Linked DNA regions of Homo sapiens: all the other regions are linked to region 1. The links are chromatin loops, found by intact Hi-C in ENCODE. Cell type or tissue: A673. All regions are shown on one strand. Each heading gives the region's core, and the rest is flanking DNA. Links, peaks and the distances in the headings are about the cores only.

Region 1 (8,275 bases), core at 2,010-7,009:
GAAGTGTGTACACAATTGTTCATAGCAACTTTGTTTGCAAGAACTTAAAACCCTAAACAATTCAAATGCCCTTCAGTGGCCAAGAGATGACTTGTGTGACATCTATAAATGGAATAGTATTGAGAAACACAATAACTTGGATAGATCTCAATGACCATTATGCTGAATGGGGAAAGATTCAAAATACACTTACGATATTATTTTATTGCTAGAACATTCTCAAAATGACAAATTATAGTGTGGAGGACCTATGAGGGGTTGTCAGGCATTAGGGTTATGTGGAAGGGATGACTATGAATTGCTGCCTCCCTGTATTTATATCTGATTGTGGTGACAGTTATGTGACACTGTGCATGCAGAAAAAATATAATAGAACTTTACACCAAACCAAACAAAACCCAACAAAACAAAGCCACAACACAGTGCACTGAAAAATTTATGACATTATAAAAAGTCTATAAGTTATCAATATCAATTTTCTGATCTTGAAAATTGTGCTGTGGTTATACAAAATCTTATCATTGGGATAAGCCAGTTAAAGGGTACAGGGGACCCCTCTATCCTGTTCGTGTAACTAAATACAGTCTAAGTTATTTCAAAATAAAAAGTTAAAAATAAATGAATAGATACAAATTTAGACACAATTTAGTCTCACGAAGAAATTTTTCTTAATTGTCTATCCAAGAGAAAATAAAAAACATCAGCACAACTTCTTGTACACTAATATTTATAGAAGTATTAATTAGAAGAGGCAAAAAATAGGAAAATAATGCCCATCAACTGATGAACTGATAAGCATATATGATATTTACACACATTAGCATAGACAGCAAGAAACAGCATTGAGTTCTTATGCATGCTACAACATGGGTGAACCTCAAAAATATTACATTAGGTGAAAGAAACTAGATACAAAATACCACATATTGCAAGATTCCATTTATATAAAAGACCCAGAGAAGACAAGTCTGTAGAGACAGAAATGAGATTCATGGGGCAAAATGAGCAAGGAAGACAAACAGGCATACAAGATTTTCTGGGGATGATGGAGATTTCCTGGAACTGGATGGTGGTGACGGTTGCACAGCCCTGTACCCTTAGTAAAAATCATTTAATCGTACATGTAAAGAGGTGAATTTTATGGTGTATGGATTACGACAATAAGGTGCTTTAAAAAATATTAATAGAAAAGCAAATGCATGTGAGATTAGTGGACATGCACTGCAGAGCCTAACTCCTGCCTGGTGCCCAGGAGGTGTTCACCAAGCGGCACCTGTTTTACGTGGCTTCAAAGCCACATTTAGTATTAAAAAATTGGTATAAAAGAAGACTGGACTCTTCTCCATAAAGTACTGGACACAACTGAAGCTCCTCTCCTCTGCTGAGAGGGTGGGACCTTATAGCCATCACTGGCCAAAGAGGACATTTTCCAGAGTCCAAGGTGGTTCTGGGGAAAGTGAGAAATGTCTCCCCCAAGGTCCACAGTGACCCCTCTCTCGGTCTTTTCTAAATGCTCTTGCTTCTTATCTGTCTCAGGAAAGAGCCCAGCAGCTTTTCCAACTGAGTCTAAATGCATAAAGGCATGATTACTCCACCCCAGGAGCTCAGAGTTTATACTTGGTATTTACTCACGGTGTTTAAGCTTGGTATTTAATCATGGAATAGAATTCTTCCTCCTTCGTGAAAGGAATTTTACAAAAAAAAAAAAAAAAAAAATAGGAGAACTCTGTTCCTTGGCAGAAAACCTTGCTGACATCCCTGATGGCAAGAACTGGGCCTCCCTCATCCAATGCCAGCTTTCAGCCCAGTGTCAGCACACAGGCCCTCGGTGAAGGTGTGTGTAAAGAATGACTGCCATCAATACCTTAACTCTCAGCAGCATTTCACAGTTTGAAAGAACGTGAGGAACACTACGGACTAATCACTGCATCTCATCTGTCCTCTAGATCACATTGAAATGAGAATAAATGAACAGAAAGTTGTGATCTCGCAACAACATAGGGCTATCAGCAGATAAAAGATGCCAATCATCTCTGAGGATGGAAAGAATCAGATGGCCTGTTAGTGACCAACGGAACGAGAAAGAGAAGCCTAGCATAGTTCCCCAGCAGAGAAACAACGATAGCAGAAGGGGGGAATTAGGATCTATAAGAGGTTACCCATGTCACAAACTCGGCCACGAAAAAAATGACAAAACTAACGAATATCTAACAGGAGAAGTGGGTGAAGTCTCAGAGTGCCATTTCTTGCACTTGCAAAACAGGAAGTCAATCCTACGGGCTAAAATTGTGTCATGAAAGGAACAGAAAGGAGAGGTTACGGCGGTGGAGGTGCTAGTAGCCACAGCAGTGAGAGCAGCCACTGTGGTCATAATAATGACTTAATTGTGCCACACCTTGATCTACTTTTTATTCAAGCTTTTTTTCCCCTCAGTATTACCAGGGTATTTTAAAAATTAAAAATATATCATTGTCAGTTAATATGTTTTCTGGGGGATTTTTGGTATTTTTTCAACATTATTGAGGTATAATTCACAAGGTGCGGTGGCTCACGCCTATAATCGCAGCACTTTGGGAGACGGAGGCAAGTGGATCACCTGAGGTCCGGAGTTCGAGACCAGCCTGACTAACGTGGAGAAACCCCATGCCTACTAAAAAAATACAAAATTAGCCAGGCGTGGTGGCGCATGCCTGTAATCCCAGCTACTCTAGAGGCTGAGGCAGGAGAATCACTTGAATCCAGGAGGCGGAGGTCGCGGTGAGCCGAGTCATGCCATTGCACTCCAGCCTGGGCAACAAGAGTGAAACTCCATCTCAAGAAAAAAAAAAAAAGTTGTACATATTTAAAATGTACAATGTGATGTTTTGATAAACATTTACACTGTGAAATGATTAAGACAATTAAGCTGACATGTCCATCAACTCATATATTAATAGTTAATTTTTTTGTTTTTTGTGTGGTGGGAATACTTAAGCTCTACTCTCTTAGTAAATTTCAAATAAACAACATGTTATTAACTACAGGCACCATGTTGTTCATTAGGTCTTCAGAACTTACTCATTTTGTAACTGCAAGTCTGCACCGTTTGGCCACTAACTCCCCTTTTTTCCCCATCCCACGACCTCTGGTAACCACTCCTCCACCGTTTCCATGAGTTTGACTTTTTAGATTTCACATAGAGGTGAGATTATGCAGTATTCGTCTTTCTTTCTTTGGCTTATTTCACTTAATATAATGTCCTCCGGGTTCATCCATGTTGTCTCAAATAGCAGATTTCTTTCTTTTTTTTAAAGGCTGAATAATGTAAATTGATACAGCCATTATGGGAAGCAGGATGAATGTTCCTCTAGAAATTAGAAATAGCACTACCATATGATTTCCCATTCCCACTTCTAGTTATATATCCAAAGGAAAGAAAATCACCATCTCAAAGCGATCTCAGTACTCACATGTTCCTTGCAGAATTATTCACAAGAAATAGAAATGACCGATGTGCCCGTGGACGGATTAGTGGTAAAGAAAATGTGATCACACACACAGACACGCACACACACACACACACCATATACAATGGAATACTCTATTTTTAATGAAACACATCAACTCTACTTTGGATTTTTTGTCTTCTTATAATCATAAATAAAAACGAACACTTTCACAAATAGAATACAACTTATAGAGTAGGATTTCATTGTTATAATGTCCACGTGTCAGTTACTTATCCATGCGTCTAATGGTCGTATTGGAGGGCGCTGCGCTTAGAATTTTTTTCTTCCTAAGTTTAATAATGTTATAACGAGCATGCATCATTTTAAATAAAAGTAATAAAGCCTCTTAAGATTTTGGCTGAAGCAGGTTGCCAGGAGCCAGGGGTCAGGGGCTGCGCTGAGCGCTGGCTCGGGCTGCAGGAGGGAGGCTTCATTTGCTCACACTCAGGTGGAAACCGGGAAGGCCTGGAAATCGCAGGTCCTGAGGACGCGGCGAGTTCACGGAGAGGACCTGCCGGGCAGGGGCTCTGGGAGCCTCCGCGGGGAGGGGAGGGCGCGCGGCCGGCGCGGCCACAACCCGGTCTGCGGCGCCATCTAGCGGGCGCGCCGGGACCGTCGCCCACTAGGCCCTTTTCCGGAGGAGAAGCTGATGCCAATCAAAACGCCATCTCTACTCCTTGTCAAAGTCAAGTCATTTAGCGAAAGGCCTAATGAGCTCTGCAATCAGCTACGCAAGAAAAAGGAGTGTTTAGGAACATTCCCTAGCTGTTTCTCTCAGGCGGGGATGATGTGCATCTGGAGTGCCCTGGGATAAGGGGTGGGAGGCAGGGCAGAGAGGCTGTAATAGACACGTCTCTCCTAATGGTCAGGGACCAAGCCACCCTTCTCATTAAATCATTTCAATTTCACCACTACTCTTGAGCTCCTCCTTTTTAAGCACACTGAAATCCTAATTTTACAAAAGTTGCTGTCATTTATAATATACTTGTATCATACTGTACATACATAATTTCCTCACTTAACCCTCAAAATAATTGTTCTGGGAATTCTATTACCCATTTTGCAGGAAAAAAAAAAAAAGGCCAAGACTCCAGAAAGCTGAGGATCAGGTCTGAGATCATAAGGCTTAAGTAACAGGTGAGGCAAGATTTAAACCAAGAGATCTTGACCTCACTTAACCACAAGCATTTCCACATTTCTCCTGCTGTGGAGAAGAGATTGTTCCTTATTGAACGATACAGAAGGAGAGAAATACGTTGGGGGCAAGGGTTCAGGCTTGGCATTTCTTAGCAGAATCTCAGAATTAAAGGAGACTGCGGTGCAATTCGGGAGCAAGTTGAGCTCTTTCACTGCTCATAAACACGTGCTTATTTATGACTCGGCACTGTGATTCAGTAATCTAGTTCACCTGTCAACAGTAAAGGTGACTTTTTAAAGAAAGTTACTGCTTCAGAATACAGAATTCTGATTATTTTACCACCTTTAAGGAGGTGTAAAACAGCAGCATAAAATCCTTCACATCATTGTCCTCAATTTTGTGATTCAGGGCTTATCACCCAACGAAGCAGAACAATTCCAGGGCAGAAGTCTCTGATGGATGTGCCACACGACAGCTGGTTTTTGTGTGTGTGTGTGAGATGGGTCATAAATATTAATGGTATTGACAGAGTCTAAAAAATTTGTCATTTCACATCCCTGCCATTGAAGCACCCGGAATTCCACAACTTTGTTGCTCTGACTGACAACCACCCCTGTTTCTTTCCTGAATTCTCTTAGTTGGGTCTATTTTTCCCTTTCACCTTCAGAAATTATACATCAGCAAAGGTTTTCCCAAATAGTTGCAGGTCAACTGAACCAAACATCTTAAGGTTTTTTCCCTTTTTCTTTTCTACTTAGCTGATGTCAACCTGCATTCTGGGATCAATTCTTTTGGGCATATATATATATATATATATATATAACTTTTTTTTTTTTGAGAGAGGGAGTTGGGCTCTGTCAACCCAGGCTGGAGTGCAATGGCGTGATCTCAACTCACTGCAACCTCTGCCTCCCGGGTTCAAGTGATCCTCCCGCCTCAGCCTCCCGAGTAGCTGGGATTACCGTTGCATCACCACACCCGACTAATTTTTGTATTTTTTTATAGAGACGGGGTTTCACTATGTTGGCCAGGCTGGTCTCGAACTCCTGACCTCACGTGATCCGCCCGCCTCCGCCTCCCAAAGTGCCGAGATTACAGGCATGTGCCACTGCACCGGGCTGCCTCTATATTTTTGAATGTGCGTTAGGAAATGGTGTAACATCTGATCCCTGTTGTGGGAACAGTTTGGTAATCGGTTCCCTGGAAGGGCTCACTGGTGCTCGTGTGTGTTACCTGTGAGTAGTTGAATTGTATTGGATCCCATAGAAAAGCTGCGGTCCACTGAGCGGTAACTGCATACAGCGACATTTACAAAGTGCATGCCCTTAAATATCACCCAACAAAGACAGTTATTGCTGGTCATTTGAACAGCGTATTCACTGGCTGGTTTGGGGCAGGCAGGAAAAGAAAGTCGCTGAGACAAGAGGGGTTTCCGTATGACGAATGGAGGGAATCCAGTCAAGGACCCAGCAGCCTGTAAGCCTAACAGCAGTTTGTTGATTAAAAACGACATGACAACAAATCACAGAAAGCCGCACTCCCCCCCTCCGCCCCCCAACACACCCACGGGCTGCCCTCTGCTCATGAACCACATCCATTTGTGGTTTCTTCTCCTCTGATGCTTTCTGGGTTTTCTTTCTTCTCTGGGGAGGTCAGCTTTGTTCGTGTTACACAGGCTGCGTTTCTCTGACAGGAGCTGATATTTACTCGGAGAATTTTTCTGCCAAAGCACGGAAGTGTATATGGCTTTAAATACCCATTGCTGGAACCTGGCAAGTTTGAGGGTGTGGTGGTGGTGTGTGTGTCATGATGACTCTCTTGATTTACTGTGAAATTGGCTCTGGAATGACAGCAAGTTATTAAAGCTACTGAAAAGAGTAAGACCGGTGTTGGTAGTCCTTTTTTTTTTAACTCATTTTTTTGTTAATTTTTATTTTTATTTATTTATTTTTTGAGACCGAGTCTTCCTCTGTCCCTCAGGCTGGAGTTCAGTGGTGCAATCTTGGCTCAGTGCAACCTCCGCCTCCCGGGTTCAAGCCATTCTCTGCCTCAGCCTCCCAAGTAGCTGGGATTACGGGTGCCCACCACCACACTTGGCTAATTTTTGTATTTTTAGTAGAGACAGGGTTTCACCATCTTGGGCGGGCTGGTCTTGAACTCCTGACCTGGTGATCCACCCACCTCGGCCTCCCAAAGTGCTGGGATTACAGGCGTGAGCCACTGTGCCCTGCCTTTTTAAATTTTTAATTGATAATAATTGTATATATTTATGGAGTGAAATGTGATGTTTTGATATATGCATACCTGCTTGATGATTATATCAAGCTAATTAACATAACCATCACCTCTAATACTTATTATTTTTGTAGTGAGAACATTTAAAATCATTCTTTTAGCAATTTTTAAGTCCTGTGATTGTGACTACGTGGACGAACCTGGAGGATATTATGCTAAGTAAAATAAGCCAGACACAAAGACCACATTATATCGCTTACACATTGAATCTGGAAAAGTTGAATTTGTTTAATTTTTAATTAGAACTTTTGACTGTCTCCAGATCTCATAAACTGCCGAAAGATAGCCTTCCTGGGAGAATCCTGACTACTGATCTTAGAGTCACGTAGCTACCTTACACTTATTTTATTTTTTACTTGTAAACATTTTATTTTTCAATAATTATAGACTCACAGGAAGTTGCAAAAGTAGTAAAAAGAACCTTGTGTAGTATTCTGCCAGTGGTGATATCTTACAGAGTTATTGTACATTATCAAAACCAGACTACTGACATTGATATATTTTCAAAAATTTTCAACCTGCATTCATTTGCATGTGTGTGATTCTATCTACAATTTAATCCCATCCATAGATTTGTGTAGCAAAAAGCAAAATTAGATACAGGACTCTTCCATCATTGCAAGAGATCTATTTTGTGTTCTGTCTTTGTATTCACACCTACCAAACTTCTGCCCATTTGTCTTGGCAGCCACTGCTCTGTTCTCCACCTCTGTTGTTTTGTCATTTCGAGAATGTTCTATACTTGGAATTTCACAGTATATAATCTGCTTGGATTGGTATTTTTCACTAAGTGTAATATCTTCCTCGTCCATCTAGGTAGTTCTCTGTATCTCGTCATTATTTTTCCTCACTAAATAATATTCCTTTTTATAGATGCACAAGTGTGCGTCCAACCATTAGCCCACTGAAGGGTATTTGGGTTGTTACAGTATTTTGACAATTTAAGTGAAGGAATTATAAAATGTGTGTTCAGGGTTTTGTGTGAACATAAGTTTTCATTTCTCTGGGATAAATGCCAAATAATGTGAGGATTACTGGTCTGTTTGGTAAGTAAATGTTTTATTTTATAAGAAACTTTCAAACTGTTTTCCAGAGCAGCTATGGTATTACCTTCACTCCAGCAATACGAAAGCATCCTCACTAGCACTTGGGGTTGTCACTGTCTTTTTATTAGAGCCCTTCTGACTCCTGGCACTTCATGGTGGTTTTAATTTGCATTTCCCTAATGGCTAATGATGCTGAACATTTTTTCATGTGTTTATTATTCATATTTCTTCCTTGGTTAAATGTCTATTTATGCCTCCCTCCCACTTTTTAATTGTATTTTTTTGTGAGACAGGGTCTCACTCTGTCA
Region 2 (8,275 bases), core at 1,834-6,833, 500 kb before region 1:
ACCTCAGCAAACGACACAGATCGAAATTCTCCTTCTGACCAAGGTGGAGTAATCAAGACTAGATTCATGATCTCACCTGGAAAAAAACCAAAATTATATAAAATAATGGTTTTCAAGACATTAGGCATCAGCCAATGTAGGACACTGATTCCTAAGAGATGGGAAATGATCAAGGTGGATCCTACAAGGTGGATCCCCCCATCCATTGTCTAGAGAAGCTTTTGGATGAGCGAGGACCCAGTTGAAGCCTGGTGAACTTCCTGAGCTGGTGCCATGGAGTAGGGATTCTGGGGGGGGCCATGGCAGCTGATATTTGCAAGCAGAGTTAACAAAGATGAGGAAAGTTGCACCTAGAAGAAACTCTTGGGCTGTACAGCGAGCCCAGGTGAAGTCCTCAGCAGGATTCTGATCCACGCACGCATGTGAGGTTAGCCAAGGAAGAACCACCTCAAAGGGAGTAAGGGAAAAGTACTCAGAGCTCACACAGGTGCCAATTCCCACCAGCCAGAATGGGAAGGTCACTGAAGCATTTGTAAGTCCTCCAAAGCACAAGGCTTTCTTGTGAATGGCAAGAGATGAAATTTCTTCCACCCAGTACTGAAGGTAAAGCCCACTCCAGTCTCCAGCCCCTCTGACCAGCCCATAACAGGGTCCCTCTCACCAGTCTGATGGATCCAGGTCTATCCCATGCTGGTTGTCGTTATTGTGGGCTTGAGTTTAAACTCTGCTCACACACTCTGACACGATATATAAAGACATAAAAGCAAACAAACGAAAACAGCAGGAGAATTTGGGGCCTGTCTCTTGCATCTGGTGAGGCAGCCACAACTTGTGTTATGTGCCCCTGCACACACCAGGAAGCCTCAAAATAATGATGGTAACATCAACTTATTTGGTGAGCGCCCCCATGCACAATGCATCAGATAGTCTGCTAAGTGTTTTACGAGCGTGATGCTACATAACTCTCCCTACATGGGCCGGCTAAATGCAAAAAGCTGCATAACACTTTCTTATGGAGACAGTGGGGAAGTAAGGATTTGAAATCATCTCTGTATCAGGATATACTGTCTCTATGTGATAAAAGATGGAAACACAAAGGAGCTCAATGAACTACAGACAGCAGCCAAAATGTGTATAAATAACCCGAGGTTGCTCAGGGGACGGATTTGTATATCTAGGATCCAAAGGATAACAGTTAAATAAGGAAAATGCAGGCCATTTACAAGGGAACTGTCACATTGTCTCCACCCTTTTGCAGACCAATTTTTCCCAAATAGTTGTTTTGTGGTCAAATTAAAAATGGCACTATGGGCCGGGTGCGGTGGCCCATGCCTGTAATCCTAGCACTTTGGGAGGCTGAGGCAGGTGGATCACCTGAGGTAGGGAGTCCGAGAGCAGCCTGACCAAAGTGGAGAAACCCCGTCTCTACTAAAAATACAAAATTAGCCGGGCGTGGTGGTGCATGCCTATAATCCCAGCTACTCCGGAGGCTGAGGCAGGAGAATCACTTGAACCCGGGAGGCGGAGGTTGCGGTGAGCCGAGATCGTGCCATCCCACTCCAGCCTGGGCAAAAAGAGCGAAACTCCATCTCAAAAAAAAAAAAAAAAAAAAAAAAAAAAAAGAAGGAACTATGTTATTTCTTTATGTTTTGTTGAGGAAACTGAGGCAGGAAGTTGGAATGGCTCCACTAAAGGCACACGGTAAATCATTGCCAGCCCTGGATGCTAAGAACTCCTCTCCCAGTGGTTTTATTGATGAAACAGTCTTGTCAGCACTCTTAGCAGTACGAATGACTGGGCATTTCCTCTCCTGTTATTATTCCAACCTAATTACTATGGGAAGCATCTGTTGTTGAACATGGCACTGTAGGCATAGCCATGATTAATTGGTTTTTATTAATTCCATTCAAAAAATTATGAAGTTTGGCTTTTCCTTAGAAAAATGAAAGCTGCATGCATATGTTACTCTCATGTTAACAATAAGAAAATAAAATGGCTAATCAACATAAGCACAATAACTTTGAAAACGGAGATCTCGGTAGAAAGTGGTGAGGTAAATTTCAGTGACAAGTTCCTCTTACAGGAGCGAGACACACAACATTTGGCAAAGCACAGTAGGCAAAGGAGGCAGCTATAACATTAGACAAGCAATGAAATAACATTTGAGCAAATTCTTAATAGATACAATTGAGCTACCACGTCAGTTGGAATTTGAATGCCTAAGAATGCCCCACACAAGGGGCATCTGTACCGATACAAAAGAGAGTAATGCCGTCCCTGTGACTGAGCAGGAACCTGTTTGTACCCAAGACCCTACACCCCTACAGAAGAGACTCTCCCTGCCGTTAAGGACAGAGTCAGCGATGCTGAGAAATTCCTGCCTCACTTTTACCCAATGGTTCATGTGACCTTGTTTTTCCAAACACAGCCCCAGGCAGAGACTTGGGAAGATCCCCTGGATTGTCAGAAATTAAGAAGGGAGATAGGCTGAGCAGGATGGATTACTGAGCAATAAAATAAGATTTGCTTCCCACCTTTGTGCCCCAAATCACAAGAATTTATCACCTTTTCAAGAGGTCTCTATATAATATACACATGATATTTTATACACTGTCTTTATTTTCAGTAGAGCAAGCAGGGAAAAATGAACTTTTCGGGACCAGGTTCCCTGTCTGTGGTTTACATGTCCTCTAAGCATGCAGAAGTAGCATGGCCCCGGACCCCCAGCCCAGGGTGCAGCCAGCTGCCACCAATCCCTGGTCTTTCCCTGGCTCAAGACACTTGGGACTCGCCGGCCATTTTGTATTCCATTTACTGTCTAACCTTTTCCCTAAATTAGTTCCTCCGCTGGAGGACTTTTCTCAACCTGGACATTTGTAACACAGATATTTTCTAGCTCAGATTCTTCCAGCGATTCAGGCTTTTGCTGAGCATGACTATTCAGAAGGGCCCCTGGGATCAGTTGCATCATTGGTGCTAATTCCTTAAGCCATCCCTTTGCGCGTGCCATGTTCCATTGTGAGCCTCAAATTCCCGTCAACAAAACAGCAGAATGTATTTATTAATCCCTTGAATTTCTGTTCCGTCATGTCAACTGTGTTGCAATAGAACGAGGTGCAAGGGGTAGACTGCCTGCGCTAGTGTATGTTTAAAGGGCCTTGAATTTTCCACGGTCTGTCACAAACCTCTGCCATTCCTGTGCCACAACATGCCTGGGCTGATTGGTTTGAAGAGAAACGTGACAGCCATACAGAGCACAACTATTTGAAGACAAGGTACCCCAGCCAGGCCCAGCACAGATCAGCCAGTGCCCAGGTAATCCACAAACGCATGAGCCGCAAATGATGACTGCTTGGGCTCTGAGGTGCTGTGGTTGGTGGCAGCATCGTCACAGCCACGGTTAACAAACGCACATGGATTTAAACCGGTCCCTATTTGTCTTCTACACAGCACCTCTCACTACCTGAAACACCCTTGTTATTTATGTATTTATGCACTTTAAGGTTAGAGGTTCTTCCTATTTTATTCTCCACTGTATCTCTGATAAGTAAAGCAATGTTTGCAACGTAGGAGTTTCTAAATAGATATCTGTGAATACATGAATGAATGTAATTCTCACATTAGCCCCCTCAGGTATTATAGAAACTTCCCTCATTCCTATTTCAGAGATATAGAAACAGAGGCACGGAACTATGATAAAATTGTTCATTATCGCGTAGCCCGTGAGAGAGTTGGGATTTCAGCAGACGGATCTGTTTACATCAAGAGAACTCTCCAAAGACAACCTAGACATTCGTGCCCAGCTTCTTTTAGGTCCTCTAAGATGCAGCTCTAACTGTAAAGTCAATCTGACATCTCTGTTATCATTGCAACTCAATGGAACATTGTTTGTGGTTTTCCAGCAACCACTTTCTAGCTGACACCCTCCCCACCCACGTATACACAGCTCTCCCTTCTCATGGAAGCGCAATTTGTTCAGTCTGTGTTAAATGTTTTCACCAATTAATCCAGTGGGAAAGGTAACAGAATTCACAGGAAGAAATAAATATTGTATTGGAGCCTTTTCTGAAAGCAAGAGAGAGAATGAGAGGCTGGCTCTCCCAGGCTGCCTGTGAGTTGAGTTTATATAATAGGTATCTACGCACGTGCTCATTTAGTGTTTATTGTACACTTGCTCTGTGACAGCCATCACTCACTCTACCTGCAGAGGTTATAGAATACAAAGAATGATGTGTTTTCTGTCCTTCATATATATATATATATATATATATATATATATATATATATATATATATATACTTTTTTTTTTTTTTTTGAGACGGAGTCTTGCTGTGTTGCCAGGCTGGAGTGCAGTGGCGCGATCTCGGCTCACTGCAACCTCTGCCTCCCACGTTCAAGCGATTTTCCTGCCTCAGCCTCCCGAGCAGCTGGGATTACAGGCACGCACCGCAATGCCCAGGTAATTTTTGTATTTGTAATAGAGATGGGGTTTCACCATATTGGCCAGGATACTCTCGATCTCCTGACCTCACGATCGACCCACCTTGGCCTCCCAAAGTGCTGGGATTACAGGCGTGAGCCACCGCGCCTGGCCGAGGAGCTTATATTTTTGTATAGGGAAAAAAATTTTTTCATATGTCACAAGTAAATGAATATGGCAAGGCAGACAGAAAAACATGGTATTGAGAAAAGTATACAGGGAATGTACATTTGAAGTCAGTGGTCAGGAACAGGGTTTACTGTTTCAACGTAATGGTCCACAGACCCTTTTTGGATAAGCTGCCACTGGAGAAAAGACTTCAGAGAGATAGGGAGTAAGTAAGTCACGTGGCTATACAGAGAAAAATACTGCTTCAGTCTTGATGGCAAAAGCAATCAGAATTACCCTTGGGCATCCCTTAAGATACTTAAAAGTATAGGACAAGGGAATCTCTCTGCATGTCCAGTGCAGCCAATTTCCCTCCAGTGTTGGGGCTGAATGGCTGATCTTCAGCTGATCTCCAAAGGGAGAGGGTGCCTGGCACTTCAGGGCCATGTAGTATGAAAACACGAGGGTCATGTTCAGGATGTTGTGACGCTCAGACTCAGAGACAGCACAGGACCAAGACAGAGGGGACAACAGGATCACTGCATGCATTTTGGGTTCATTCTGGGGCATTTGCTCATACTGTGGATAGTACGTTCGAACCATTTAGATTACCTTTCTTTATTATTTCCTTTGTCATTTCTCCCTTTCTCTTTTTTTTTTGTTTCTTCTCTCTTTCGTCCATATAAATACCCTAATTTATGTAACCTCCAAGAAACCTATGCTACTCGTAACCAAAGAATGAACGCATAGATTTATGTTTGCAAAAGTCAAAACTATAAACAATGGGTAAAAGCATTAGGGAAAAGGCTTCATAACAACAGCTATGCAAAAGTGAACTGGATTACCCTGGAAAATGAGTTGTGTCTCAGGCAGGACACAGGGGAGCTGAGTGACCCTCTGTTATGGTATCAGCCAGGGAACTTGGCTGCAAATAACGGTAACAGGGTTGATGTAACTTAAACAGAAAATGAATTTATTGAAAATTAATGGGTAGTTCCCCAAATCCACTAACAGCAAAGAGGAAGCCAGCTGGAATTGCTGGGGGCTGGGCAGACCACGTAGCCAAGGAGCAATGCAGTTGTGAACTGGACGCTGGGGCTGCCAGCTGGCTCTGTTCTCGTGTCCCTGCTGGCTCTGTTCTCATGTGCCTGCTTCTGGATGCAAATCTCAGGGCAGGAATTCAGTGGGTCAAGTCTAGCTGTCCTTCCTGTGTCTGAGCTGGCAGAAAGCAGGAAGATTTGTGGTCTCATTTGACATCATCAAAGGGATCTAAAACTCAGCCCTTATCAGGAGTCACAGAGTGGGGACCACCCAGCAAACGAAAGGCTGATTAGATGGGAGGCTGTCTTCCCCTCCAAAATGGGTCACATATCCCCCAAAGCAAGAGTTATTCTGGATAGTGTGATTTACAGAACTAGATAATCTAAAAAATCTCCTTCTATGTCTAACATTTTATAAGTAACAAGTATGTTAAAATAAGAACCCATGGGAGAAATATGTACAAACTTTCCAATTTTCAGGGATAACAAACTCTACTACTGTATGACACATTTATGACTTCTGAGCTTTTATTGTTAATTGACCAGGTTCATCTGGTTTTAGCCATTCTATGAGTCTAGTGTCCACCAGATACTTACTTAAGTTAGCATCCTACAGCTGTATGTGAAAGAGACCTTCTCAAGTCAGCAGAGCTTAAAAGGACAATTTATTATGAGAAGTAAGATGTCACATTGAATACAAAAGTTAAGCTGGAATGGGGTCTCTGTAACAGGGAACCAAAAAGCTCTGAGGCTTTTTCTGACATTTATTTTTCTCTGCCCCCCTGCATTTCCCTTTCTTTCTGTAGATCTGGTTTCTTTTAATGGCAGGCAAAAAAATGATGTCTTTCATTTCCACGTTGGAATGTTATGGTCTGGCTGGTCACGTCTTTTTTTTGGGAGCTGCCTTATTTTGTGTTGATTACATATTGATGATATCAACCATAGCATATGTTTTCATTACATATTGATGATATCAACCATAGCATATGTTTTCCCAATCTTGTGAACAAAAACACAGCCCATGTGAGGAGGTATTTGGCTGACATTGAGGCACCTTGTCTAGGACGTGGTGTCTCCCAGGACATGCCATTTAGGTTTCAAGCCACAATTAAACTTGACATCCAATTACAGTCACTATTGGTTACAAACACAATTTTACAATAATTAACTGCCAAATTGCACTACCAAATCCAGTTAGGTAACATAAATTTCACCTAGTTATATACAATGATGAATTATGAAGGACAGTGGGAATCTTTAAAATCAGTTTTCATATTTCCAGCAGTAGGTTATTCTTTCATGAAAAAAAAAAAACCACACCATCCTGTAATCAGTGAAATATATTGCTTGAGAAGGAAGAGTTTATAATGTTATCACATACACCTCACCCCACAATAATTCATTTATATACATTACATTTTTGTAGCAATGCGTGAGGTTTGTAATTTTGATTGAATAATTTTACAAATTGTGAACTTTAGAAAAGTTGTAGCTGCACAGCTTTCGGGATTTTCATTACTTAGTTTGCTTGTTCCTTTCAGAGTGAGAGTTTCGACCAGGAGTGGATACTGAGGAGAGCAAAGATCACCTGGTGCTCATCAAGCCGGACTTCCAGAGGCAAAGCTCCTTAACTGAAGAATTCAGAAGTAATTAGACTTCCCTATTATCCAAAGCAGGCATCTGGTACCAGCCTTCTTTCCCCAAAATTTATAAGTAACTACAATTTCTATACAGCTCCAGAATGCATATACATCAAAACTCATTTTGCACCCCTTGATGACATCAAGGCACCAGAATGCCTAAAAATGTAATCATCTATCATGACCTACATAGTTAATATGGTCCCAACTTACCCTTAAGCTCCTGCTCTAAGGTCCATACACACCCCTAAGGAACATCCACTGCGGTGGACTCAGTTCTCTCTTGCTGAGGCTCCCACTGAACTCCTCTGCAGCATTATTTCTTTCTAATAAAACTTTCCTTTTCATCCAGTCTATCATTGATGGGCATTTAGGTTGGTTCCATGTCTTTGCTATTGTGAATAGTACTGCAATGAACATATGCACGTATGTATGTTTATAACTGAATTATTTATATTCCTTTGGGTATATACCCAGTAATGGGATTGCTGGGTCAAATGGTATTTCTGTCTTTAGGTCTTTGAGGAATCACCACCATGGAATACTATGCAGCCATAAAAAAGAAAGATAACATGTCCTTCACAGGGACATAGATGGAGCTGGAGGCCATTCTCCTTAGCAAACTAAACTATGTAACAAACCTATACTTGTACCCCAGAACTTAAAATAAAAGTTTAAAAAAGCCCTTTCCTTTTCAAATCTATACTGTTGTTGGTAAATTCTTCTTACTACCCATGAGTAAATCACTTTTTGTTGCCTGAGATCTGACACCTCACCCAGCAGGCACCTACCATTTTTACTCCCCATTTACCTGTCTAAGCAGGAATTGGTGACTTAACAAATTTGGAGGAAGATTTTAGCAGAAAGAGAATTTGATCAGAGCCTAGTGACTCTAACTAACAGACCTATTAGTAGGCAGTCAAGGTTCTCCAGAGAAATAGAAGCAGTAGGACATGGGGCAGGGAAAAGGAGAGAGAGAGAGAGAAAGAAAAAGAGAGAGAAAGGTA
Region 3 (8,275 bases), core at 1,834-6,833, 1.8 Mb before region 1:
TGTACTTTATTTCTGTTATTATTGCTCCTTTCTTCCCCCCTCTTTCTTTCTTCCTCCCCCTCCTCCTTTCTCCTTCCTTCTTCTCCTTTCTTCCCCCTCCTTCTTCCTCCCTCCTCCTTCTTCCTTTTTCCTCCTTGTTTCTTCTTCCTTCTCCTCCTTCCTCTTCCTTCTTCTTTTGAGATAAAGCCTCACTCTGTTGCCCATTTTGGAGTGCAGTGGCACAATCACAGCTCACTGCAGCCTCAGTCTCCCAGGCTCAAGTGATCCTCCTGCCTTAGCCTCCCAAGTAGCTGGGACCACAGGCATGCCACCATGCCTGGTTAAGTTTTTACTTTTTACTTTTTAATTTTTTGTAGAGATGAGGTCTCACCATGTTGCTCAGGCTGGTCTCAAACTCCTGGGCTCAAGCAATCCTTCCACTTTAGCCTCCAAAATTGTTAGGATTGCAGGCATGAGCCACTGTGCCCGGCCTGAAACTTATTAAGTACCCAGGAGGCCTTTTATTTTCTTTGAATGATTCTGCCTGGTGGCCCCAAAGGCCAACAGGGACTTGACTCTTGCAAAGCTCTCCTTCCTGTCAAGAGAGCCTTTCTCTGCCTTCCCACCTCTGTGTGTCCTGTGCTCACTCACTTTGCTGGTCGCTGGGATTCAGACGGGGGTAGCCTCTGTCTGTGGAGTCTCCAGTGCTGAGTAGGGGTGCTTTACCCCAAGGAAGGGCCAGCAGGTGCCACATGGGCCCTTGGGGTCTGTCCCAGCTTTGGGAAGCCATAAGTAGGAGGGCATTTTAGAAAGGTTTGAAGGCTTCTGGAGCAGTCTATGTCTTGTCTTTCGTCTTTTGTTTTGTGTAAAACTTTAAAATCTAAACAGTGCTTGAATACATCTTCCTAAAACATCACAGATAAGTGCCCGTTGGCTGCTCACTAATTCCTGCTGCCTCACCCAAATGAATGATTGTGTATCATTTTATTTCTTTTAGCCAGAACGTTATCTTTCTATGTATCTACATTCTCATATATATATGGGGCCGCAGGAGTTCAAGGCTGCAGTGAGCTGTGATTGTGCCACCACACTCCAGCCTGGGCCGCAGAGCGAGACCCTGTCTGTAACAAAACCAAACAAATGTATGTGGGGCTGCAGAAAATCCTTGGTACGGCTTTATGTGTGGTTGCATTTTAAAACAAATGGCATTATGTTGAGTGTAATATTCTTTACAGTCAACAACATGCTTTGGAGCCCTTTTGTGCTAATATGAATAGAGCTTAATTATTATCTAAAAACTGTTATATTCTGCAGTAGGTTATTCCATAGTTTTTTTTTTTTTAAACCATTTCCCTATTGACGAATATTTAGGTTGCTTCCATTTCTTTTCTTTTCTCCTCTCTCTCTCTCTTTCTCTCTGTCTCTCCTCCACTCCCCGACCCCCAACTAGGATGCATCCTGTAAAGCTCCATCTGGTTTGGGGGTGGGAAGTGGGTTTTACATCATGTGCCAAATGGTCGTCTGCTGCAGCGCTATGTTAGGCAGGAAAAATGATGCCAATCAGTAAACAATGTCTGTTTTGGGTGCTATATTAGTTTTCTAGGGCTGCAGTAACAAATTACCCCAAACTAGGTGGCTTAAAACAATAGGAATTTATTTTCTCACAGCTCTGGAGGCCAGAAGTCTGAAATCAAGGTGTTAGCAGGGAGGTGCTCCCTCTGACGCCTCCAGGGAAGGAGTCTTCCCTGCCTCTTCCAGCTTCCGCTGGCTCCAGGCGTTCCTTAGCCTGTGGCCACCTTGCCCTCATCTCTCCCTTTGTCATCACATAAGCTGTGTGTGTGTGTCTGTGTCTCTGTGTCCTCCCCTTATAAGGACACCAGTCCTTGCATTGAGGGCTCACCCTAATCCAGTATGACCTCATTTAAACTAATGATGTGCAAAAATTCTATTTCCAAATGAGGTCACATCCTGAGGTTGTCAGTGAACATGAATTTTAGGGGGACACTAGCTCACTATAGGTATAAGAGGCAGGCGGGGGGCTACATGAGTGCCATTAACCACTTAGATCCGGGGCAGCCCAGTCACTGCACCTTCGCGTGTGCAGTGAGAACTGGAGTTCCAGATGATGACTCTGCCAGGCTGCTAAATCTCCAGCCATTCACTCAGCTACACAATACTCACACTCAGTCGTGTTGACTGGACTCTGCTAATCAGGACAGGACAGAACTTTTACTGTCTTTGAATGTTATTTTATTTTTTCTTTTTCTTTTCTTTTTGTTTTGTTTTTGTTTTTGTTTTTGAGACAGAGTCTTGCTCTGCCACTCAGGCTGGAGTGCAGCAGTATGTTCATAGCTCACTGCAGCCTTAACCTCCAAGGCTCAAGTGATCTTCCCACTTCAGGTTCCTGAGGAGCTGGGGCTACTGGCATATGCCACAACACCCGGCTGATTTTTATTTATTTTTTTGTAGAGACAAAGTCTCACTATGTTGCCCAGGCTGTTCTCTAACTCCTGGGCTCGAGTGATTCTCACACTTTGGCCTTCCAAAGTGCTGGGATTACAGGAGCGAGCCACTGTGCCTGGCCTGAGAATTATTTTTGTGTCACCCTGATGTCATAGCCTACCTGGAAGGTCTGTGTTTCTCCCCCTTCCCACAAAACTACAAGTTTGTCAGTATAATTACCGTTGAGGAAGACACAAAACATTTGGCAGTTGGTATCTAGAATAGACTGAAGGTTTCTGTCTCTTAGGTTCTCTAATATAACAGAATGAGCAAGGTGTTCTGCAAACAGCCATAACCTCAGTTATATACGCACCATTTCACCTGATTGATCCTACCCTCTCACAGCTGAAAGGACTAATTTTAAATTGTCAAGGAGAATGCCTGTCCACTGGGTGCACTTTACAAATGGCCACAAGTAACCGTCTTTGTCGGCTGAGCTGAAAGCCATGTGCTTTGTAAATGCCGCCGTAGCACTTGGTGCAGAGTGGGCACCCTACTTGTGGCTCTCCTGGCGCTGCAAGCCAACTACCCACACTGTTATTCCAGCACATAGTGCCAGGGAGGCCATTTAGTAAACCCCTTGCCACAGTGGCCCCATAACTGGATTTAGCTGTTATGCCGTTTCCTAACTTACATTAAAAACATAACAATATTACAGGGACTGCTCTTGGAGAGTGAACTGGAGTCAGCTCAGTGGAAAGGAAGGGAAAAGCCCATTAAGATGTTTGGTTCAGTTGACCTGCCTCTATTTGGGAAAACCTTTGCTGATGTATAATTTCTGAAGGCGAAAGGGAAAAATAGACCCAGCTAAGCAAGTTCGGGAAAGAAATGGGTGGTTGTCAGTCAGAGCAACAAAGTAGTGGAATTCCAGGGGCTTCAGCGGCAGGGATGAGACATGACAAATTTTTAAAGACTCTGTCAATATCATTAATATCTATGACCTGTCTCACAAGGATGGCTGTCATGCAGCACATCCGTCAGAAAATACTGCCCTGGAATTGTCCTGCTTGTTGGGTGAGCCCCAAATCCCCAAATTGAGAGTGATTATGCAAGGGATTTTATGGTCCTATTTTACAACCCCTTAAAGGTAGTAAAATAATCAGGAAGCTGTATTTTTTTTTTTTTCGAGACAGAGTCTCACTCTGTTGCCCAGGCTGGAGTGCAGTGGTGCGATCTTGGCTCACCACAACCTCCGCCTCCTGAATTCAAGCAATTCTTCTGCCCCAGCCTCTTGAGTAGCTGGGATTATAGGTGTGCGCCACCATGCCCAGCTAATTTTTGTATTTTTAGTAGAGACGGGGTTTCACCATGTTGGCCAGGCTGGTCTTGAACTCCTGACCTCAGGTGATCTGCCCCCCTCGGCCTCCCAAAGTGCTGGGATTACAGGCGTGAACCACCACACCCGGCCTTAGGAACCTGTGTTCTGAGACAATAATTTTCTTTTAAAAAAACAAGTCACTGTTGACAGCGAACTAGATTATGTATCACAGTTTGGGGGTTGTGAATATGCAGGCTGTCTCTGAGCACTTTGATGTTGGGTTGCCCGCTGCAAGCCTGATATTTATGTTTGGTAAACCAGAGTTCTTGCTAGCGAGTCACTTTGCCAGCCTCTGTACTGATCAGGAAAGGGCCCCTTCTCCACAGCTGGGGAGATGTGAGATGCATGTGCTTAAGAAAATCAAGCTGCTGTCGTTCAATTCCAGCCTGGCTTAAAGCTGTGTGACCTTCAACACAGTCCCCCTTACCTATCCTGTAAAAAGTGTAATATAATTCCTACCAGAAGCCAGAATAACCTTGTTATCATGAGGATGAAGTGAAGCAGTATTTGCACACTGCTTGTCACATAATACATGTATGATAAATGTTAAGAGTTTGTTTCTTATTTTTGTTTGAAGGTGAAATACTTAAGATAGTGATGAAATTCAACATATTTAATAGCAGGGTGGTGTGGCCACTGGCCAATCGGAATAGATGCACCTTGTAAATAATTATTACAGCCTCTCCCCTTCCCAGGGCCCTCCAGCTGCACATCAGCCCCGCCTGAGACAAACAGCGAGGGAATGTTCCTAAACGCTTGTTTTCCCTTTGCATAGCTGATTGCAGAGCCCAGCAAGTCTTTCTCTAAATGGCTTTACTTTGACAAGGGGTCGCGATGGCATTTTGATTGGCATCCGCCTCTCCTCCGGGGAAGGACCTCGTGGGCGATGGTCCTGGCGCACCCGCTAGATGGCGCCGCAGACCGGCTTGTACAGGCCGCGCGCCCTCCCCTCCCCGGCGGAGGCTCCTGGAGCCCCTGCCCGGCCTGACTGGCTGCGTCCTCAGGCCCTGCGATTTCCAGGGATTCCCGATTTCCCTGAGTGTGAGCAAATAAAGGCTCCTTCCTGCAGCCCGAGCCAGCGCTCAGCGCAGCCCGTGACCCCTGGCACCTGACAACCTGCTTCAGCCAAAATCTTAATAGGCTTTATTATTTTTATTTAAGATGATGCATGCTCATTATAACATTTTTAAACAATATATGGAAAAATCAGAATCTCAGCACCCCCGATAGAGCCAGCAGTAATACTGGAAAATTATTGTTCCATGTATGGAGTCAAAGTCCACGTATGGGCAGAGAGATGACTGTGGCTGGACACGCAAGTGGCCGGCGAACTTCATACTTCACGAAAATGGGAGCATATTCTGTGTGCTGGGTTTTTTCTTTATTAAGGGCTAGGTCCTTCCTTTTACTTACATTTAAGAGAAGACAAATAATCTAATATGAAGTTTCTGAACTTCAAAAAACCATTAATCACTACAAGGAATACTGGTTTTTTAAAAATCACCTTGCTGGCTGGGCACAGTGGCTCACGCCTGTAATCCTAACACTTTGGGAGGCTGAGGCAGGAGGACTGCTTGAGCGCAGGAATTTGAGACCAGCCTGGGAAACATAGTGAGACTCCTATCTCTACAAACATTTAAAAATTGGCCATACATGGTGACACATGCCTGTAATCCCAGCTACTCGAGAGGCTGAGGTGGGAGGATTGCTTGCACCCAGGAGGTCGAGGCTGCAGTGAGCCATTATCATGCCATTGCACTCCAGCTTGGGTGACAAAGCAAGAACCTGTCTCAGATTTTCCACCCCACAACCAAAACCAAACCAAACCCAGACAACAATAGCAACAACAAAACAGTAAACAAAAATCATCTTACTATGATTAAAGGGAAAAGGTTTATGGTAAAAACAAGTCAGTGATTAGAGTCATTATTTTTATTATTACTATTACTACCATCACTACTACCATTACAGTTACATCCACTTTATTTTTATTATTACTATTACTACCATCACTACTACCATTATAGTTACATCCGCTCTTTCAGATGCCACAATTTAATTTTAGTTTAGAACCTGAAGCTATCCAATATGGTAGCCATTAGCTTCATGTGGCTATTAAAATTAATATTAAATAAAATTAAAAATTCAGTTTCTCAATTGCACATGCCACATTTCAAGTGCTCAGTGTCCACATGGAGCTAGTGGTTACCACATCTGGCAGCACAGATATAGAATCTTCTAGCAGTGAGGAAAGATCTGTTGGACAGCGCTGCTATTGATTAATTCTCTTCCCTGACAGATGAATAAACAGCACCATGAGACTTCTGCCTAGGTATTTATTAATTGTTTATAACCTATATATCTAATAGATGTATTTACACCAAGTTTTATCACATTTATATTTGCTCGTAGAATCCAATGCTTCTACTTAATATTAATTTGTTGTTCATATTCTATAACAGGCATCCCTACTCACTTCATCAGTTACCGCCATTGTTCCAGAAAAGACTGATCTCTTTTGTCACTGATGGCCCCTTTGTGTTGAGAATTTTTGACTTTTTCATTCTGTTAGTCTCACTTTAATGAGATCCTGAGCGGGGGAAAAGATGAATCAAGTTTCCAGCCCACTGTGTTTAACTGGGAGTCCCACAGGGCTTGGTAACCTGTGAAATGCTGCTGAGATTTAAAGGGTTGTTTGCCAGTCATTCCTCCCATACCTTGACCAAGGGCCTGTGTGCCAGCACCTGATGAAGGAGGCTCAGTTCTTGCCATCGGGGATTTCAGGAAAGCTTTTTTGCCAGGAACACAATTCTCCTACTTTTTTGTGAAATTTTTTTAATGAAGGAGGAAAGATTCTCTGCCACGATTAAAGACCAAGCTGAACTCCTGGGATGAAGGTATTGTGTCTTTCTATAATTAGACTCAGCTGAAGAAGCTGCTGGATTCTTTTCTGAGACAGACAAGGCAAGAGAGTATTTAGAAAAGACCAAGAGAGGGGTTGGGGCAGACTTGCCCACCTTTGCATTTTCTCCAGAACCACCTTTGATTCTGGAAAATGTCCACTTTGCACAGGTGATGGTTGTAAGGTCCCACACTCTTTGCAGGAGAGGGGAGCTTGCAGATAGAGTAAATTTCTACCTGTCCAGGCAGCAAGAAACCAAAGGCGGCTGAACACAGTCTACTTTCCTTGGGGGACTATGCCTCTACTCTGTGATTTTACAACCACATCAGACTTCTGTGACTGTGTCTTGTGGGCTGTTAAGAATTCCCCCATGAAAAGCAGCCACAACAAGCCAGGATTGCTTCTGCAGGGAGGTGGGTTGCATCTGGGCATGGTGGAGCTGCCCCTGTTTTCCACATGCCATGTATCAGCTGGCCCCAACCTTGCTGTTCCTCTGACCTTTAAGAATGAAGGACAGGGTGTCAGGTCTTTGCTCTGCAAGGTGTGGCTGAATCCGCACATAGTTTCCTTGCAAGGTGGTGACAGACTGCTGCACAGAGTTGGTTGCATGTCAGAGTTAAACAGAGGCTGCTGTCCTTAAGAGGCGCCATCTCCCAGGGACGATGCCATCCATCTGAATTTCCCAAATGTAAAGCATCAGGAAGCTTCAGTAGGAAGCAGCACTGGCTGGCAGATTCTGTTGGCTCCAGGGGTGATCATTCGGTTTTTTGTACCATAAACCTCCTGGGGGGCCACAGAGTCTGCTGGCAGATAGCTAGGACTCAAATCCAGCACTTCCATGAACTCACTCGCCAACACTGCACCATCCACTCAATTCAGGTGCATCTCATCTGTAATATGGAGTCAATGATGGTGCCCACCTCACACACTGGTTGTGAGGATTAAACAAGTTAATATAAGTAAGTGCTTAAAACATTGCCTGGCACATGGTAGATATTCAGTGGATGTTGTTTATTCATCATTATCTAAAGACACCTTCTTTACCAGATGGATCATTTGAAAATAACCAAATCACGCTGTGGGCAAAACCTTATATCCATTGTGGTAGGGAGAATAGTGGCCCTCCAAAGATGCCCACATGTGAATTCCTAGAACCTGTGGATATGTTTCCTCACATGGCAAATAGGGCTTTGCAGCTGTCATTAGGTTAAGGATGTGAATCTGGGGAGATTATCCTGAAAAAAAAATACCAGTAAATAAATATGCATGCCATACCTTTAAAACCAAGCTAAGAGATATGATATTATCAATACGAGCCTTACTGTTTACTCTTTTTGAGATCTTTTTTTACTCTTTTTGGGATTTTTTAAAAAAAATCAGAGTGTATCTGATTTGGATGGAAACATTGTTGATTATCTAATTAATGGGATATATGTCCAGCTGTCCCTGGTATCCTTGAGGGATTGATCCCAGGACACCACCATGATACCAAAATCTGTGCACACTCAAGTCCCAAAGTAGACCCTGGGGAACCCACATATACAAAGAGTCGGCCTTCCTCATACACGGGCTTT

Evidence for each region. Peaks named below come from ENCODE experiments on the same cell type or tissue, not always from the same donor. Only the 100,000 strongest peaks of a DNase experiment are listed, where the experiment ranks them.
Region 2: it touches region 1 in a loop (4-fold over the local background); 3 of 110 quality-filtered maps call a loop at or near these places.
Region 3: it touches region 1 in a loop (9-fold over the local background); 6 of 110 quality-filtered maps call a loop at or near these places.

What each region holds. Positions count from the first base shown.
Region 1 is chr12:127,377,180-127,385,454 of GRCh38, forward strand. No RefSeq gene overlaps it. Among named protein-coding and RNA genes, the nearest start is that of LINC02375, 41 kb to the left of the region's middle. RefSeq lists a silencer at 3,985-4,094. In A673, for the core only: a CTCF peak has its summit at 4,102 (motif pointing left); a DNase peak (open chromatin) is centred at 4,042; H3K4me3 peaks cover 434 bases; H3K27ac peaks cover 328 bases.
Region 2 is chr12:126,878,245-126,886,519 of GRCh38, forward strand. It overlaps LOC105370061 (a long non-coding RNA gene), which reads left to right. Exons shown (of 3, transcript XR_945511.3): 2 at 7,170-7,274. Among named protein-coding and RNA genes, the nearest start is that of LINC02372, 7.7 kb to the left of the region's middle. In A673, for the core only: no CTCF peak of the experiment used is centred there; no DNase peak of the experiment used is centred there.
Region 3 is chr12:125,528,926-125,537,200 of GRCh38, forward strand. All of the region lies in intron 4 of TMEM132B (transmembrane protein 132B), which reads left to right. Among named protein-coding and RNA genes, the nearest start is that of TMEM132B, 350 kb to the left of the region's middle. In A673, for the core only: CTCF peaks have their summits at 4,696 (motif pointing right) and 4,898; a DNase peak (open chromatin) is centred at 4,736.